2 separate regions of the Homo sapiens genome follow, and region 2 is linked to region 1. A link is an interaction called in ENCODE POLR2A ChIA-PET data of the cell type or tissue named here. Cell type or tissue: Panc1. All regions are shown on one strand. Links, peaks and the distances in the headings refer to the core of each region. The heading gives the core; the rest is flanking DNA.

The links. Peaks named below come from ENCODE experiments on the same cell type or tissue, not always from the same donor. Only the 100,000 strongest peaks of a DNase experiment are listed, where the experiment ranks them.
Region 2: POLR2A ChIA-PET joins it to region 1 with 12 read pairs; 2 of 35 experiments call an interaction of 5 or more read pairs at or near these places.

The regions. Positions count from the first base shown.
Region 1 is chr5:172,339,508-172,349,245 of GRCh38, reverse strand. SH3PXD2B (SH3 and PX domains 2B) reads left to right here. Exons shown (of 13, transcript NM_001017995.3): 11 at 1,914-1,963; 12 at 2,985-3,110; 13 at 9,330-9,738. Among named protein-coding and RNA genes, the nearest start is that of UBTD2, 61 kb to the right of the region's middle. In Panc1, for the core only: no CTCF peak of the experiment used is centred there; no DNase peak of the experiment used is centred there; H3K27ac peaks cover 464 bases.
Region 2 is chr5:172,082,819-172,092,556 of GRCh38, reverse strand. It overlaps STK10 (serine/threonine kinase 10), which reads left to right. Exons shown (of 19, transcript NM_005990.4): 10 at 2,195-2,325; 11 at 9,473-9,596. Among named protein-coding and RNA genes, the nearest start is that of FBXW11, 81 kb to the right of the region's middle. In Panc1, for the core only: no CTCF peak of the experiment used is centred there; no DNase peak of the experiment used is centred there.

The DNA.
Region 1 (9,738 bases), core at 937-8,936:
TAAGTGGCAGTGAACTTCTTGAGTCCGTCAACCAAGTTTCGTACTTTGCTCAGCTGCCCTGAGAAGTCACTGATCATGTTTTCTCACATGCTGTGGCAGGGGTTCTGGCCATCCCCGAGTTTGTGTGATTCTAATCTGTCAATCATGGCCAAGAGGTTAGATGTATTCCCATTAACTCTAGAGGAGCAAATGAAAATCTGCAGCCTCAATGTCTTTGTTAGTATATAGGTTCAGGCTGGGCACAGTGGCTCACGACTGTAATCCCAGTGCTTTGGGAGGCTGAGGCTGGAGGATCACTTGAGGCCAGGAGTTTGAGACCAGCCTGGGCAACATAGTGAGACCCCCCTATCTACAAAAAAAAATTTTTTTTAATTAGCTGGGCGTGGTGGCACACACCTGTAGTCCCAGCTACTAGGGTGGCTGAGGCGGGAGGATCACTTGAACCCAGGAGATTGAGGCTACAGTGAGCTGTGATTGCTCCACTGCATTCCAGCCTGGGCAATAGAGCGAGACCCTGTCCCTCAAAAATAAATAAATAGATAGATAGATAGATAGATAGATAGATAGATAGATAGATAGATAGATAGATAGGATAGATAGATAGATACATAGATAGATACATAGATAGATTCAGATGCTAAAACAAAGACACCCCCCTACCACCACTGAATATACACATATACACACATCCAATAAACGATCTAGATATGTATTTCTTTCTCACAAAACAGTCTGTGTATATGTTCAGGGTTAATATGGCAGCTCCAGGCAATCAAGAGTCTTATTACTCCACATCTATCTTGTTGCCCTCATCCCTCGGTCCAGAACGGCTCACTACTAGTCCAGCCAATGAAAAGCAGTGCATTGCACTCCAGCCTGGGTGACAAGAGCGAAACTCCATTTAAAAAAAAAAAGGCGTTGCTTTCCCATCCCAGGTTGCATTCCTTCTGCTATCTCACAGTGGTCACACTGGCTACTGTGTACACAGCTCAGAAGCCACACACTTTCTACTTTGTCTTACATCCCACTGCCAGAACTGAGTCACGTGGCAATACCTGGCTGCAAGGGTGACTGGAAAATGAAGTCTATATAGACAGCTAAGTGTCTTGGCCAATACTCTGTTGCTATTTATTCTAACAGAAGACAGGTAAATGGGAATTTAAGGGATTAGCAGTCTCCTCCGCACCCCAACGCCAAACTACCCTTCTGTATGGACCCGTGCTGAACCTGGCCAACATTCTGCCTTTAGCCAGGAGCCTTGGACCACTGCAAAGTCCTCATCCTCCTGGCCCTGAGACCCAGAGCCAGGGCAGCTGCCTCGAGAGTATAAACCCCTGAGTCATCGGCCCAAGTGTGTTTGGTTCAGTGTGTTTGTGTATTGTTGCGTTTGGGTTGTTCTAGAGCACAAAACCAGGTGCAGATAACATTCACTGCATGCCTGCCACATGCCAAGAGCTTCACAGATGTTTCCTTTCATCCTCACCGCTGCCCTGGGTGACACACATTATGCCAGTTCTACAGATGAGGGCCTTGTGGCTCAGAGAATCCAATCATCTGTCCAATGCCAGCAGCTGTGAGCCTCAGAGCTGGATTGGGACCCATCTCTGTGTTATTCTGAAGACTTTGCTTTTTGCCCTTTCTGGAGAATTTCCATGACTTGAGGATCCAGCACCATCCCCTTTCATTCCTGTGTAGAAAAGATGCAAGAAAAGCTACGTCGAGAGAGTCCTGAGCCAACTATGAGCCACGCGTGAGCAGCTCCTTCCTGCCCAGGCTGTTCTCACAGGGAGGGTTGCAGCAGCATGCAGACGCCTGTGTTCAATCTTCTGCAGGAGAAAATAGACCCGACCTGGCACCCAGCTCAGGAATCTCATCTGTAGCACAAGATGTAATAAGCTCTCATTTCTCCATAGGATCACCAAAGATGAGGCAGAGACCCCCTCCTCGCCGGGACATGACCATTGTAAGTGGATCCTCGCTACTGGGGAGTGGCCACTGACTTGAGGGCTGTGAGGGGTGTCCACTAGCCCCTCACACACCCCTCGCCCTTCCAGAAATGCTCTCTTTCCTGTCCACACAACAGCCTTGTGAAGCAGGCTGTAGAAATGCTAGTCCCACTCGCAGGTGGAAAGACGGAGGTGCAGGCAGGTGAAACAGTTTGCCCGCGGGGCCAGAGTGCTCCTGTGACAGTTGGGCCTCAGGACCTGCCTTCTGCTCCCTGGGCCCTTCTCTTGGTCTTAGATCAGTCTTCTCAGGCGACTTGAGGCCCAAGCTGAGATGAGACACAAATATCATCTGTGGTCCCATTCTGATATTCTGCGCTCATAATCCATTATGTAAAATTCTCTAGGTACCTTTTTAGCCAATACTTTGAACCCAATGGGTTGTTGTTGGGTTTTGGGGTTTTTTTTATTTGTTTGCATTGGTTTTTGAGACGGGGTCTTGCTCTTTTGGGGTTGTATTTTTTTAATGTCTGCTATTTATCAAGCACCTGTTGCGTGCCATGCAGCGTGCCGATTGCCTCACAACATTAACTAATTTAATACTTGAAGCAACCCCACCAGGTAGACACTGTTATGCCCACTCTGCAGGAGAGAAAACTGAGGCTCCAGAAGGGGGTGATTTGCCCAAGGACACTCCCACCATCAGTGTTTCCAACCCAGATAGATCTACTAATAAACTTAAGCTCCCTCCACAACCCTCACTGCCTCTTATTTCAGAGAATATTGTCTTGCTCCAAATTCTCATGATTGTACCCAAATGTCCCGTGTTTCTTCCCATCACCCTAAAGCTGATGGGCCAGTGAGGTCTCACCGAGGAGTGACAAACTGCGTGGTCCTATTTGTGTTGTCCCTTAGAATCCAACTAGGTCCCCAGCACCCCCTTAAGGGTGATTGCATGCCCCAGGCCCTTAGACTCCCCCTGACACAGGGTCGCAGGAGTGCACTTAGCCTTGGAGATAACCCTGTGTGTGATCGTACCAGCCTCGAGGCCTCAACCTGCCGAAGCCGCCCATCCCGCCCCAAGTGGAGGAAGAGTATTACACCATCGCCGAATTCCAGACAACCATCCCAGACGGCATCAGCTTCCAGGCAGGCCTGAAGGTCGAGGTGAGTGGCCCTGGTGTTCCTTTGCCTACTTGTGATTCCTGATTCCAGGCATCACCTCCTACTTCTCCCCTGTCACCTCCTACTTCACTGGGTGGGTGGAGGTGGGGCGGAGATTAACAGCTTTATGGTTCACATACCATACAGTTTACAATTTTAAGTGTAAAATTCAGCGGCTTATGATATTCACAGGGTTGCACAACCCTCACCACTGTCTAATTCCAGAACAAAAAGAAACTCCTTACCCATCAACAGCCACCCTCCATTTCCCCTCAACTTGCCAGCCCCTAGGCAGCCACCAATCCACTTTCTGTCCCCATAGATGTGCCTGTTTTAGACATTTCATATAGATGAAATCCCACAGTATGTGGTCTTGTGTGACTGGCTGTATGCCTTTCTTTACCACCTCCCACCTCCGTTCTTGCTTCTCCTCTCTCCTTTTCTTCCCACTCTCTCTGTTTGTCTACTTTGTTCCCCAGATTCTCTTCCTGCATTTCTCTTTCCTTTCCTCATGGGGTTAGAGCTTCAAGATATTTCTTTCTCATATTTGCAAGAAAACCTGTAAGTAAGGGGATGGCAGCTAGGGCCAGGGTTTGGAAACCTTTGGCAAAGATGGTTCTTGAGACACTTTCAAAAGCAGGTGAGCCAATCACAGGTATCACCAAATTCACTCTGTCATGTGTAAGAGTTGGTCAGACCCTCCCCACCTCACCTTGGGAGGCCAAGGTTCAATTTATTCATCTCTGCAACAAATAAAATGCTCCTGGATCTCCTACTATGGTTGTGTGTGGCGGCTGCTTTTCTAGGCCCTGAAGAGTTGTCGTCACCATCCTCTTTCCTTTAAAGAACACAGCTCTGGTCCCTGGCACAGAGCACTGTCTGATGGCACAGGGCAGTAGACACCATTGATCAGTTCACTCCAGCATACCTCTTTAGGGCCCCTCCCTTCCTTCCTGGCTATATTCCAGGAAGGACTATAGCCTGCCTGCCTGCACGCCTTCATTCCTTCCTTCCCTCCTTCCTTCCCTTCTTCCTTCCCTCCTTCTTTCCTTCCCTCCCTCCTTCCTTCCTCCTTCCTCCTTCCTTTGTTTTCCTTCCCTTCTTCCTTTCCTCCCTCCTTTCCCTCCTTCTCTCTTTCCTCCCTCCTTCCTCCTTCTTTCTTTCTCTCCCTCCTTCCTTCCTTTCCTCCATCCTCCTTCCTGCCTTTCTTCCATCCTCCTCCTTCCTTTTCCCTTACTCCAGCTTGCCAGCAGCTCCACCAGGCACAACATCTGGCCCAGGCCTTGCTGTGTACTACAGTCGAGAGGCTAGTTCTGCATCCTCTGGCCCCTGCTTCCAGAGGCATTGAAGTATCTTCATGTTTCACTAGAAGGAAATCCTTTTGTGTTTTCACTTTGCTATTATCTGAGTGAAGGGCTAAAGGGATGAGATTTGGGAAAATTCTGAATTGTGTTTTAATCCATTATAGAAAAATCTGCCCCTTCATACTCTTTCATTGTATACACATGTATTGAGTGCCTCCTTTTTTTTTTTTTTTTTTTTTTTTTTTTGACAGAGCCTCGCTCCTCTGTTGCCCAGGCTGGAGTGCAATGGCTCAATCTCAGCTCACTGCAACCTCCGCCTCCCAGGTTCAAGTGATTCTCCTGCCTCAGCCTCTCTAGTAACTGGGATTACAGGCGCCCAACATGACGCCCGGCTGATTTTTGTATTTTTAGTAGAAACAGGGTTTTGCCATGTTGGCCAGGCTGGTCTCGAACTCCTGACCTCAGGTGATCTGCCCACCTCGGCCTCCCAAAGTTCTGGCATTACAGGCGTGAGCCACTGCACCTGGCTAGATGTTGTTTTCTTATGATAGATCCATATGCTCTGTTTTTCTCTTCTCCAGTTTTGCTTCCTGGCTCATTGCAACATTATCTTAGCCTTCAAAATTCATTAATGGAACCACAGCATTCTAGCAGTAGGGCTACCAGTAACACCTTAGTTACTTGTCTAGGCTGTTTATCTTCAGGATGTGTTATGATAATGATGATGATGATGATGATGATGATATAGGCACCTCTTCTGTGTCAGGTACCTTACCTCCTTGATAACTGATCTTCACAGAAGTCCCAAGAGGTCAAAATACCAGCATCATAGGGTTGGTTGGTTAGTTTGTTTTTCTTTTTTTTTTTTCTATCAGCATGTTTTATAGATGAGACTCAGGGGGGTTAGGTAAATTATTTGCCTCTAGTAACACAGCTAGTAAGCAATGGAGTTGTGAAACCAGGTCTTTCTGGTTTTAAAGCCCACACTCTTTTCTTTCCCCTCATTCTTGTGATCTTTTTTTTTTTCTTTGAGACGGAATCTTGCTCTGTCACCCAGGCTAGAGTGTAATGGCATGATCTTGGCTCGCTGCAACCTCCACGTCCTAGGTTCAGACAATTCTCTTGCCTCAGCCTCCCAAGTAGCTGGGATTACAGGCGCCTGCCATCACACCTGGCTAATTTTTTTTTGTATTTTTAGTAGAGACGGGGTTTCACCGTGTTGGCCAGGCTAGTCTCGAACTCCTGACCTCAGGTGATCCGCCCGCCTAAGCCTCCCAAAGCGGTGGAATTGCAGGCGTGAGCCACCGCACCCGGCTTCTGATCTTGCATTTGCTTTTATTCCTAGTAGTTCTTGGCTTCCCTCTAGTAAATGAAAACGCCCATTCCTCATGGTTCAGAACACACATGTTCAGAGCTTCTACCACAATACTTTGCAAAGAGTGTAAGCTTGACAAATCTTACTGATACATCTAATATTGATTACCCTATTTTCAGTTCCTCACATACAGACTTAAGTATTAGTGTTGTTGAATTCATGGATGTGCTGACGATGACTCGTATGCCCAGTGTGGCCTGTAATTTTTACCAGAGCTATCAAGCGTTGATAAGATGCCAGTCATCCTCACATAAACAGCTTACATTTATCAGTGGCCTTTCCTGGAGATTCCAGTGGGACTCATTAAGTGCTGCCTGTCAAGTGCATCCCGCTGGCTCAGTGACCTCCACTCTAATTTAATCGCAGCAGCATTATTTACCAAGTGCTGTTGTATGCATTAGCTCTTGCGGCTGCAAAAATTCTACAAGTGGGTGTTAAATTGTTCTTACCATTTTCCTTCTGTGATGTGGAATCTGAGGCACGTGGCTTGCCCCAGGCCACTCAGGCAGTAAGTGGCAGAGCCAAGACTAGAACCCAGGACTGCAGGCCCAGGAGCCCAGCATTTGCGTCCTGGCGCTGAGTCTGTGGCTGCCATCCCTCTCCCAGAAGGGCCACAAAGTACCCGCAGCCATCTTTGCTCCTTCTGCAATTTCTTACCCCGGACACAGCCCTTCTCCAAGCAGGGTCTTTTTTTTTTTCGAGACAGAGTCTTGCTCTGTCGCCCAGGCTGGAGTGCAATGGCACGATCTCGGCTCACTGCAACCTCTGCCTCCCAGGTTCAAGCGTTTCTCCTGCCTCAGCCTCCCGCGTAGCTGGGATTACAGGCGCATGCCACCACACCCAGCTAATTTTTTGTATTTTTCGTAGACGCAGGGTTTCACCATGTTGGCCAGGCTGGTCTCAAACTCCTGACCCAGGTGATCCGCCCGCCTTGGCCTCCCAAAGTGCTGGGATTACAGGTGTGAGCCACCGCGCCCGGCCAGGGGTTTCTTTTCTGAGAGGCAAGATTAGGTGACTCTGAAGCCCACCCCGCTGCCTTTGACTCTCCTCCGATCGACGGCCCTTCTACAGGACCCGCTGTGTGTTCCTCAGCTCTCCTGAGGCTCCGTTCTGCATGCGTAAAATGAGGTGACAGTTCCCCACTCACAGGGTGTCATGAGCGTTCATCAGATCTTCCGAGTCCAGAGAGAGCCTACCAGGGAATTGCAGTGTACATCTGTGATGGCTGCCATAACAAAATACCAGACTGGGTGGCTTAAACAACTGCAGTTTATTGTCTCACAGTTTGGGAAGCCAGAAGTTCAAGATCAAGGTGTCAGCAGGTTTGGTTTCTCCTGTGTCCTCTCTCCCTGGCTTCCATATGGACACCTTCTTGCTGTTTCTCACGTGGTCATCCCTCAGTCCCTGTGTGTTTTCTAATCTCCTCTTCTTATTTGGACATCAGTCATATTGAACTAGGGCCCATGTATTAGGCCATTCCTGCATTGCTATAAAGAAATACCTGGCTGGGCACGGTGACTCATGCCTATAATCCCAGCACTTTGGGAGGCCGAGATGGGCAGATCACGAGGTCAGGAGATCAAGCCCATCCTGGCTAACACGGTGAAACCCCATCTCTACTAAAAATACAAAAAAAAAAAAATTAGCCGGGCACGGTGGCAGGCGCCTGTAGTCCCAGCTACTTGGGAGGCTGAGGCAGGAGAATGGCGTGAACCCAGGCGGCGGAGCCTGCAGTGAGCCGAGATAGTGCCACTGCACTCCAGCCTGGGCAACAGAGCGAGACTCTGTCTCAAAAAAATAAATAAATAAATACCTGAGACTGGGTAATTTATAAAGAAAAGAGGTTTACTTGACTCATAGTTGGGCATGCTGTACAGAAAGCATGGTGCCAGCATCTGCTTGCCTTCTGGGGAGGCTCAGGGAGCTTTTACTCAGGGCGGAAGGCAAAGCAGGAGTAGGCACATCACATAGCAAGAGCAGGAGCAAGAGAGAGTGGCAAGGAGACACCACACACTTTTAAACAACCAGATCCCATGGGAACTCATTACCAAGGGAAGGACACCAAGCCATTCATGAGGGATCTGCCCCCGTGACCCAAACACCTCCCACCAGGCCCCACCTCCATCATTGGGGATCACATTTCAACATGAGACTTGGGTGGGGACATACATCCAAACTCAGCCCACCTTAATGATCCATTTTAACCTTAACCACCTCTTTAAAGGCCCCATTTCCAAGTACAGTCACAGTTGGAGGTATTGGGGGTTAGGGCTTCAACATACGAATTTGGGTAGGGGGACACAATTCAGCCCATAATAGCGAGCACACCTTTCACCTGTGTGAATTCAGCCACGCAGTGCTGGACAAAAAAGAGACAGAGAACAAGATCTTAGACAACATGAGTGATTCCACCCACCATTCCAGCCAACAGGCGTGTATCCCACAGGGAAGTAGGGACACGATGAAAATCTACTCTACTCCACCAGCTCCAGGTCCCCTGTATATAAACACGAGCATCTCTTTGAGCTGACTGTGATTCCTGTGTTCAAAGATAGATATTTTTCAGGCCAGGCACAGTGGCTCACACCTGTAATCCCAGAACTTTGGGAGGCCGAGGCAGGCAGATCGCTAGAGACCAGGAGTTCGAGATCAGCCTGGCCAACATGGTAAAACCCCATCTCTACTAAAAATACAAAAATTAGCCAGGTGTGGTGGTACATGCCTGTAATCCCAGCTACTTGGGAGACTAAGGCATGAGAATCGCTTGAACCTGGGAGGCGGAGGTTGCAGTGAGCTGAGATCATGCCACTGCACTTCAGCCTGGGTGACAGAGCAAGACTCTGTCTCAAAAAAAAGGTAGGTCTCTTTCATGTGTTGTGGACTCTATAAATGCCAGCTAACTTCTTCATCCGATGCTCAGCCAAAGAAGCCAGGATCAAGGGTAGCTCTGACTTCTGCCTTGTCTTTAGAATTGTAGCAGACGCTGCCGGTGCCTCTGATCCACCTGAATTCACCTGCGCCTACACACAGGTCCCTGCAAGCCGACAGCTTCCCAGAAGGGGAGAGGAGTTAATACCCTGGGTAGGGAGGAGCTGAGAGTCAATAGATAAATGCACGCATCCCCAGAGGGACCCGTTCTGAGGCACTGTCTTTGTGGTCTCTCAGAGGGTCCCTGGCAGATCAAGCCCCATGGCCCCGAGCAATAACTTGCTCATAATTGGCCTCTCCCTTTCCCTTCTTTCTCTGTCTACTTCCTTACTTGTATTTCCTAGGACCAACTCTCAAATTAAGTACCTATACCCAAGGCCACATCTCATGGACTGCTTTAGGGGGAGTCCCATACGACAAGACTCTCCCCCCATGTAAGATATTCCCGGAACATGGTAACATCTCCATTGGTGGTCCCTGTAGACCTTGTCAGAGGAGCTGCTGAGTACACAGTGACAGCTTCTAGAGCTCCAGTTGCACATGGGTTCTGCCAAACCATTCCATCTGCTGGCCCTGGCATCGTAGCCAAGTGCCTTTCTCTATCCTCCCTTGCAGGTGATCGAGAAAAACTTGAGTGGCTGGTGGTACATTCAGATTGAAGATAAGGAAGGGTGGGCCCCGGCCACCTTCATTGACAAGTACAAGAAGACGAGCAACGCGTCGAGACCCAACTTTCTGGCTCCCCTGCCCCACGAGGTGACCCAGCTCCGGCTGGGGGAAGCAGCAGCGCTGGAGAACAACACGGGCAGCGAAGCCACGGGCCCCTCCCGGCCCCTGCCTGACGCACCGCATGGTGTCATGGACTCGGGGTTGCCATGGTCTAAAGACTGGAAGGGCAGTAAGGATGTCCTGAGGAAGGCATCTTCAGACATGTCTGCGTCAGCAGGCTACGAGGAGATCTCAGACCCCGACATGGAGGAGAAGCCCAGCCTCCCTCCGCGGAAAGAATCCATCATCAAGTCGG
Region 2 (9,738 bases), core at 1,372-9,371, 260 kb after region 1:
AGGGAAGGGAAGCACAGTTCCAACAGGCCACCGGGACAAGCATGCACAGCAGCTGTTACCTGTGAGCAGCGTCTTCCTTAGGACCGGCATCCTGCCACTTCTCTTCCTGAAGACACTGAGTGAAAAAAAGGTGTTTTTATTTGTTTTTTTAATGAGACAGACCCACCTAAAGCAGGGGCTCCCCTGCTCTTCTCAAGGCTGTGGAGAATGTTTCTGGTTGACTGCATTGCGTCAGGGACCTCAGGCCGTTCTCATGAGAGTCCCCCGCTGTGCCGGCACCCCCTGGCGTGACTAGGAGCCTGTTCCTTCAGGGATGGAGGCCCCCTGGCCAGGAGCAGTTCTCAGCAGAGGGCTGTGGCTGTGGGTGCCCTTTCTTCCCCTCCACTCTCACTCCTGCCGGCCTCTACTTCTCACTGCTGGCCTGACCCATCCTGACTGGGTCCTGGCACATGTGAGCTGGTCACCGTAGAGAGATGAGAGTCGGGCATGCTGGGTCCATGCTGATGCTGTCCAGAGCCCCTGGGCGAGGTGCCATGGGCAGGAGACAGGGGCCCAGACCTCAGGGAGCAAAAACAGTCTGCCCCTCTCGACTCAGCAGGAGTGGAGCTCAGCATAGATTTCAAGGGGTCAAGAGACCTGCCACGCTGGCTCCTCACTCCTCTTTCAGGGGCTGGGAGGCCCCGTGTTAGGAAGGCAGGGCTGGGCTACACCAAAAAGAGTCTTTGGGCCGGGCGCCGTGGCTCACACCTGTAATCCCAGCACTTTGGGAGGCCAAGGCGGGTGGATCACGAGGTCAGGAGTTCGAGACCAGCCTTACCAACATGGTGAAACCCTGTCTCTACTTAAAAAAATTAAAAAATTAGCCGGGCGTGGTGGCGCATGCCTGTAATCCCAGCCACTCAGGAGGCTAAGGCAGGAGAATCACTTGAATCCGGGAGGCAGAGGTTGTGGTGAGCTGAGACTGCGCCACTGCACTCCAGCCTGGGCAACAGAGCGAGACTCCATCTCAAAAAAAAAAAAAAAAAGAGGCTTTGAAACCAACCAAGAGGCCAGAGGCAGTGGGCAGAGCGGGAGGGTTATGGGGACACCTTCAGAATCAGAGCTGAGAACTTCCAGAGGGTACCACGTATTATGACACACAAACACCTCCAGGATCCCAGGTGGCACCTGCACAATCACTTGTGGCGTGTGCGATTACTCACAGGAAAAGATGACGATTATGCGTAATCTCATGGTGACTCCTAGCAGGTGGGGAGTTCAGGCCAGGTCAGCTTTGGCTACCAAACCAGTTATAAAAACAGCCTTTGGTTTTCGGGCTCCTTTGGATTTTGGCACCATGCGCGAGGATTGTGTGTGGTCTGCAGTAATAACTGTCAGAAAGAAATGCTAAGCATGGAACACAGGCCGGGAGTGGGCACTGCTCTGTGTGCCTGCCATGTGTTCTCTCACTGAATCTTCACAACCACCCTGGGAGGCAAGTAGTGTGACTATCCTCCCTGAACAGGTGAGGAAGCTGAGGCTCAGACAGGACAAGAGGCTGGCCCAGAGACACAGAGCAAGTAAGTGGTGCAGTGAGGGTTAGAACGCAGCTCTTTTTTTTTTTTTTTTTTTTTTTTTTTTTAGAGACGGAGTCTAGCTGTATGGCCCAGGCTGGAGTGCAGTGGCGTGATCTAAGCTCTCTGCAAACTCCGCCTCCTGGGTTCAAGTGATTCTCCTGCCTCAGCCTCCCAAGTAGCTGTGATTACAGGCACCTGCCACCATGCCTGGCTACTTTTTGTATTTTTAGTAGAGACAGGGTTTCACTGTGTTGGCCAGGCTGGTCTCGAACTCCTGACCTTGTGATCCGCCTGCCTCGGCCTCCCAAAGTGCTGGGATTACAAGCGTAAGCCACCGTGCCTGGCAAGAACGCAGCTCTTTCTGACACCATGTCCTGGATGCATGAGAGGTGCTGGCAGCAAGGTAGGGGAGGCCTCAGCACAGTTTCTGAAGGCTGAGATCAGGGAAGAGCAAGGGAATAAGCTCAGAACCCCCAGCTCCTAGGTTAAGTTGAGGCAAGAGGGACGATGGATGGCCACATCTCTCTGGGGGTGGTTCTGAAGCTGTGGGCCCAGCAGAGCTGTGGCCTCACCTGCTGCGACAGCCATGGGTCCTTAGCTGAAATGCTGAGACTTGTCTAATGGTTTTCCCTGGCCAGGACCCGAAACTGTACAAAAAAACCCTCAAGCGGACACGCAAATTTGTGGTGGATGGTGTGGAGGTGAGCATCACCACCTCCAAGATCATCAGCGAAGATGAGAAGAAGGATGAGGAGATGAGATTTCTCAGGCAAGCCTGGGAAGGGCCACCAATGGTGGTAACAGGGTGGGGCTATGGTAAGAGGAGTGGGCATTGGTCCTTTGGTGAGAGGGCTGTCTGTCTACAGCATGAAGTGGGGGAATCAAGGAGGCAAAAGGAAACTCATTTTGCCTGCGATCCTGCACTCCCCCATCTACCCAACCGTTCACCTATCTATCCACTCATCCATTCATTTATTCACCCATCTATCCACCTACTCACCTATCTACCTATTCATCTATCCACCCATCCGTCTACCCATCCTTCCACCCACTCACCCCTCCACCCATCCACCTATCTACCCACTCAACTTTCCATCCATCCATCCAACTGTCCACCCATTCATCTACCTATCTACTTAATCATCCATCCTTCCATTCATTTATCCACGCATCAATCCACCTACTCACCTGTCTGCCTATCCATCTATCCACCCAGTCATTCACCCATCCATTCATCCATCCATTCATCCACTCATCCACTGATTCATCTACCCACTCACTCACCTTCCATCTATCCACCTAACAATCCACCCATCCTTCTACTCACTCACCATTCCATCCTTCCCTTCATCTGCCGAATTATCCATCTGTTTATCTATCCATCCACCCAATCACCCATCCGTCCATTTTATCCTTCTATCCATTTATCTACCCATCTATCTATTTACCTACTCCCTATCTACCTTTCCGTCTGTCCACCCAATCATCCATCCAGTCATCCATCCACCCACCCACTCATCTACCCATTCAGCCTTCCACCTATCTACCTAACCATCCATCCATCCATCCATCCATCCATCCATCCATCCATCCATCCATCCATCCATGTATCCACCAACCCACCAGGTTGGAGACAAGGTGGTGACCCAAATAGATAAGGCCATTGCCCTTGTAGAACTTACACCTAATGGGCCAACATACAGTACACAAGATAATCCCTGATTGTGGTACATGCCATGAAACAAGTAACAGGTGACATGATAGTGAGTGCTTGGAGTAGGGGAGGCTGCTCCAAGGGAAGCCCCTGAGCCAGGCCTAAAGGATAAGGGGAGGAGAGCTGGGGGAGCCCAGGGGAAATTGCAGTTGCTGAGGCCCTGAGGGATAACTACTCAGCTTGTTTAAGGGACTGGTGGAGGGAGAGAGGGAGATCTTGACTAGGATGGGCAGGCTCTGGGCTCAGGCTGGGGCAGTGGCCGGGAAGAGGGAAAAACATGGTCAGATTTGACCTACATTTTGGAGGCAAAACCAGTGAGTTGGTAAAGGACTGGAACAGGGAGGAAGGTGTGAGGCAAAGCTGTTTGCTAGGATCAGCTTTATACTTTTCAGTTGTTCATCCCCCACTTACAGCCCTCCTTCGGGAGACCCTATTTCCACATTTTTTAAACAAATGAGGAAACACTATTTCTGGGCAAGTAAGTCACTTGCCCTGGGTCTTCCAGTTAGGCAGGGGTAAAGCTGAGATTCTAACTGGGTCTGTGTGTGTGAGAATTCCTTCAGGTTTCACTGGACCATGTAGCTGGCAGGGGTTGGGGGAGCTTAACACTTAGGGAGGCCATGGAGCCACGGAGTCCCCTGGGGGCCAGGCCTTTGCAGGGTAAATTCATGGTTAGTGTAGAGAAAATTTCTAGAACATTAATCACATATTTTTATACATGTGAATTAAAATTTTTTTAATTTTATGTATTTATTTATTTTTTGAGATGGAGTCTCGCTCTGTCGCTCAGGCTGGAGTGCAGTGGTGCTATCTTGGTTCAGTGCAACTTCTGCCTCCCGGGTTCAAGCGATTCTCTTGCCTCAGCCTCCTGAGTAGCTGGGACTACAGGTGCCCGCCACCATGCCCGGCTAATTTTTGTATTTTTAGTACACACGGGGTTTCACCGTATTGGCCAGGCTGGTCTCAAACTCCTGACCTTGTGATCCGCCCACCTCGGCCTCCCAAAGTGCTGGAATTACAGATGTGAGCCACCGCGCCCGGCCTAATACTCATATTTTTTTAAACGTTTAACCATGCAGCTGGGCACAGCAGCACACACCTGTAATTTCAGCACTTTGGGAGGCTGAAGTGAGAGGATCACTTGAGCCCAGGAGTTCGAGACCATCTGGGCAACCTAGTGTCTCTACAAAAAAATTTTAAAATTAGCTGGGCACATACCTGTAGTCCCAGCTACTCGGGAGGCTGAAGTGGGAGGATCACTTGAGCATAGGAGGTCAAGGCTGCAGTGAGCTGCGTTCATGCCACCGCACTCCAGCCTGGGTAACAGAGCAAGACTCTATCTCTCAAAAATAAATTTAAGGCCGGGCGCGGTGGCTCACGCCTGTAATCCCAGCACTTTGGGAGGCCGAGGCGGGTGGATCATGAGGTCAGGAGATCGAGACCATCCTGGCTAACAAGGTGAAACCCCGTCTCTACTAAAAATACAAAAAATTAGCCGGGCGCGGTGGCGGGCGCCTGTAGTCCCAGCTACTCGGGAGGCTGAGGCAGGAGAATGGCGTGAACCCGGGAGGCGGAGCTTGCAGTGAGCCGAGATTGCGCCACTGCAGTCCGCAGTCCGGCCTGGGCGACAGAGCGAGACTCCGTCTCAAAAAAAAAAAAAAAATAAATAAGTAAATAAATTTAAAAAATAAATTGTAAAAAATGAAAGCATAGGCCAGGTGTAGTGGCTCACACCTGTAATCCCAGCACTTTGGGAGGCCTAGGCGAGTGGATCACCTGAGGTCAGGAGTTCGAGAAAAGCCTGGCCAACATGGCAAAACCTGGTCTCTACTAAAACTACAAAAATTAGCCAGCTGTGGTGGCCGGCGTCTGTAATCCCAGCTACTCGGGAGGCTGAGACAGGAGAATCACTTGAACCCAGGAGGCGGAGGTTGCAGTGAGCCGAGATTGTGTCACTACACTCCAGCCTGGGCGACAGGGTGAGATTCTGTCTCAAAAGTAAATAAATAAATAAATAAATAAATAAATAAGCCAAAACCAAATAAAAGTAGTTTTAGATGTTGTGGATCTCTTCTCCCTCTAGGAGACAGAGGGAGGAAAAACAGACTTTTCACTAGTGTATCTGCATACACCACACACACACACACACACACACACACACACACACACACACACACACTGGTGTCATCTGTGTGGGTCGGGAGGCTAGGGCACAGGTTGCTTTGGCAGATGAAACCACCTTCTGTTCTAATGGTCACCTGAGAGGCACCCTGGACTCTGAGTTTCAACCTCAAGAGCTGGGTTTCCATCACCTCCCCTCTGGGCAATTGAAGTTCTCAGGGATAAATTCTAGATTGGCCACACCCCATGGAGAAGCAGTGCTCTCTGGCCCTGGCTGTGGTTCCCCACCCTCCTCCTGAGCAGAGCAGCTGTGTGCTACTCAGGGTCAAAAGGGGAGACCTCGAGGAGGTGAAGAGGTGCTCGGCAGGAACCGGGATTTTCTCGCTTGCCTGCCGTGGTCTGGAGGTCTGAGCGCCTGTAAACTAGGCCAGGCCACCAGACCACAGGGGTGTGGAAGGCCCTGATCATCCCCTGCTGGCCCAGGCCCCTGGTCATACCTGACCCCTGGCGTTTTTGGAGAATTGGGTCACACCTAGGCATCTGAACCATGTGGCTGAGCATTTATCACATTCTCAGACTGATGAGGCTTCCGGGCAGAGTTCCTCCTGTCCTTCCCTAAAACGGCTTCTGCCGTTCCCTCGCTCTTGAGCCTCAGCCTTCTCTTTGCTTGCCTTTCCTTCTGAGAGCACAGGTGGACCAGGGAGTGCTAGAGCTGGCTGCCTGCCTTCTTTCTGTACTCCTTTTAGGCTTTTTGTCAGTTCTTCTCTAAACCTTAGTTTCTCTTGAGTCAGGATTTCCATTTCCTCGTTAACACTCTCAAAACCTGCCTCCTCTCTTCCCACTTTCCAGAAAAGCAGAGGCTCAGACAGTCTTCCCTCTGTGGCTGTAGAAAGCGCCTCTGGCTTTTCCCAGAGGCAGGGCAGCCATTGCCTCTTCTTCCTTGGTAGAATTCGACCAGTTGCCATTTACAGAGTGCTGGTCATGTGCCACGTGGGCACTTTACCTGTGTCATCTCATTTATCCTTCAAAGGACCCAACAGGTAAAGATTGTTAGCCTCATTTTGCAGAGGAGGGAGTGAGTCCCACAAGGATAAGTGACTCCCCGAGCGGGCACCCAGCTGGAAAGCTGACTGAGCCTAGATTCACACAGGGGCGCTGCGACCCCAGAGAATGCTCTTGGCCTCGCTGCACTGCCCAACCCCTCCTTGTGCTGCTCTTGGGGGGCAGTTCTGTGAGCAGTTATGGCCCCTCCGAGTCATGAGGAAGGCCACTGGGGTCAGAGCGTGGCCTCATGGGAATCAGCATGGTGCCGCACTGGACTAGGACACAGGCCTCACGGACCCCAACCCTGAGAGGCCGCCAGGAGCCTCCAGTTCAGTCAGGAGGCCTAGGTTCTTTCTGTAGTAGTTTGGTTTTTTCTTTTTTTCCGATTATATGAATGATATGTAGCAATTTTCTCTCTCTTTTTTTTTTTTTTGAAATGGAGTCTCACTCTGTCGCCCAGGCTGGAGTGCAGTGGTGTGATCTCGGCTCACTACAACCTCTGCCTCCCAGGTTCACGCCATTCTCCTGCCTCAGCCTCCCAAGTAGCTGGGATTACAGACGTGCACCACCATACCTGGCTAATTTTTGTATTTTTAGTAGAGATGGGGTTTCACCATGTTGGCCAGGCTGGTTTTGAACTCCTGACCTCAAGTGATCCGCCAGCCTCAGCCCCCCAAAGTGCTGGGATTACAGGTGTGAGCCACCGCGCCCGGCCTACATAGCAATTTTTAATGGATTTGCTCATTAAGAAACGTGGTTAACACTTGGGGCTTATCCCTCCGATATTTTTTCTGTGAGTACACACATACACTGACAACATAAATATATATATATAATTAGGGCATGTTGCTTAGGTCAATTTTTTTTTCTTTTTTTAACACAGGATCTTGCTCTGTTGCCCAGGCTGGAGTGCAAGCGGCATAGTCACGGCTCACTGCAGCCTGGACCTCCTGGGCTCAAGCAATCTTCCGGCCTCAGCCTTTTAAGTAGCTGGGACCACACACATGCACCACCATGCCCGGCTAATTTTTGTATTTTTGGCAGAGATGAGGTCTCGCTATGTGGCCCAGGCTGGTCTTGAACTCCTGAGCTCAAGTGATCCTCCCAACTCGGCCTCCCAAAGTACTGGGATTATAGGCATGGGCCACCACGCATGGCCTAGGTCAAATTTTTATTATATATTTTTTAGCAGATAATAAAGGTTAAACATCCCAAATCAAAAAATCCAAAATCCAAAATGCTCCAAAATCTGCAACTTTTTGAGCACTGACATCAAATTCTCACTGGAACATTTCGGACTTCAGATTTTCAGATTAGGGATGCTCGTTCAGTAAGTATAATATTCTACAATCTAAAAAAATCTGACACCCAAAACACTTCTGGTCCCAAGCTTTTTCAGTAAAGGATACTCTACCTGTATAAGGTCCATGGTTCGAAATTAAAAAAAAAAAGAAAGAAGATAAACAGTGAAAAATTTCCCTCTTCATTTTCCTACCAGAAATCCAGTTCCCTTTCCTGTGTTAGTGTTTTATGGTTTAATCCTTCCAGAGATACTAGAAAAGTAAACAATACATATATGTGTGTACAGAGACATTGTTGTCCTTTTTCTCCCAGATAAGGTGGCATAACAGACCTATTCTTTAATATCTTGCTTTTTTTTACCTAGAGATTACTCCATATCTGTTCATAAATATTATTATTATTATTATTATTATTATTTTGAGACAGAATTTTGCCCTTGTTGCCCAGGCGGGAGTGCAGTGGCGCTATCTCGGCTCACTGCAACCTCCGCCTCCCGGATTCAAGCGATTCTCTTGCCTCAGCCTCTTAAGTAGCTGGGATTACAGGCATGCACCACCACACCCAGCTAATTTTGTATTTTTAGTAGAGATGGGGTTCTCCATGTTGGTCAGGCTGGTCTTGAACCCCCGACCTCAGGTGATCCACCCTCCTCGGCCTCCCAAAGTGCTGGGATTACAGGTATGAGCCACTGTGCCCAGCTGAATTATTATTTTTAATATGTTTCCTTATGTAATTAAACATTTTCTAAAACTTGATTTTTTTAAGGTTGTATAGAATTCCATCATATCAATATACTTTATTTACATAGACCTATATTGATGGACATTTGCTTCCAATTTTTTACTAAATAACATTCATTTTAAATGACTGATTATTCTTTTTTTTTTTTTTTTTCTTTTTTTTGTGTTGTTGAGACGGAGTTTCGCTCTTGTAGTCCAGGCTGGAGTGCAATGGCGTCATCTCGGCCCACTGGAACCTCCACCTCCCAGGTTCAAGCGATTCTCCTGCCTCAGCCTCCTGAGTAGCTGGGAGTACAGGCGTGTGCCACCATGTCCAGCTAATTTTTGTATTTTTAGTAGAGATGGGGTTTTGCCATGTTGGCCAGGCTGGTCTCAAACTCCTGACCTCAGGTGATTCTTCTGCTTTGGCCTCCCAAAGTGCTGGAATTACAGGTGTGAGCCACCACACCCAGCTGAATATTCTTATTCAGTGGTTTTGTGCATCTATAAATATTTCTTTAAAATCAGTATCCAGAAGTGGAAACTACTATGTCAAAAAACATAAGCTTATTACCAAATTGTCCTCCAGAAATGTACCAGTTTCTACCATCAAATTTTCTACATCATGAAAATGTAGTTTCTACATCAAATTTTCTGCATTATGTTTTCTACATCAAGAAATTATAGTTTCTTTTTCATTTGTATTTTATATCTATATAGGTGATTCTAAAATTTCTTTTTATCTTTTGCTTCATGTCTGTTCATGTTCTTTGCCACTTTTTTTGGTTAGGATAATCTTCCTTTTTATTGATTTGTAAGCACTCTTTATTTATTAAGATTATTAAGGTTTTGTCTGTCAATAAATATCAAATGAAGCCTGAGTTCTAGTCATGCCTGTGCCCCAGACTTGTGTGATTTTGCTCCATGATCCAACCTTCAGTGTTCCAAGTTGCAAATATTGTGATCTCTGAAGCCAGTTTCTTACTGTGAAATATCTGTATCCTTTAACCTTTCAGGCGCCAGGAACTCCGAGAGCTTCGGCTGCTCCAGAAAGAAGAGCATCGGAACCAGACCCAGCTGAGTAACAAGCATGAGCTGCAGCTGGAGCAAATGCATAAACGTTTTGAACAGGAAATCAACGTGAGTGCGAGAAAAGATGGGACCCTGCAGGGCTTCTTGCCTCCAGGTGTTCTCTCAGTGGAAGCTACATAGTGGGAATGATTGGGTAGTGGAGAGTAATTCACAACAATTGCCCAATTCCTGGGGGCTTCCCGATCTTGTT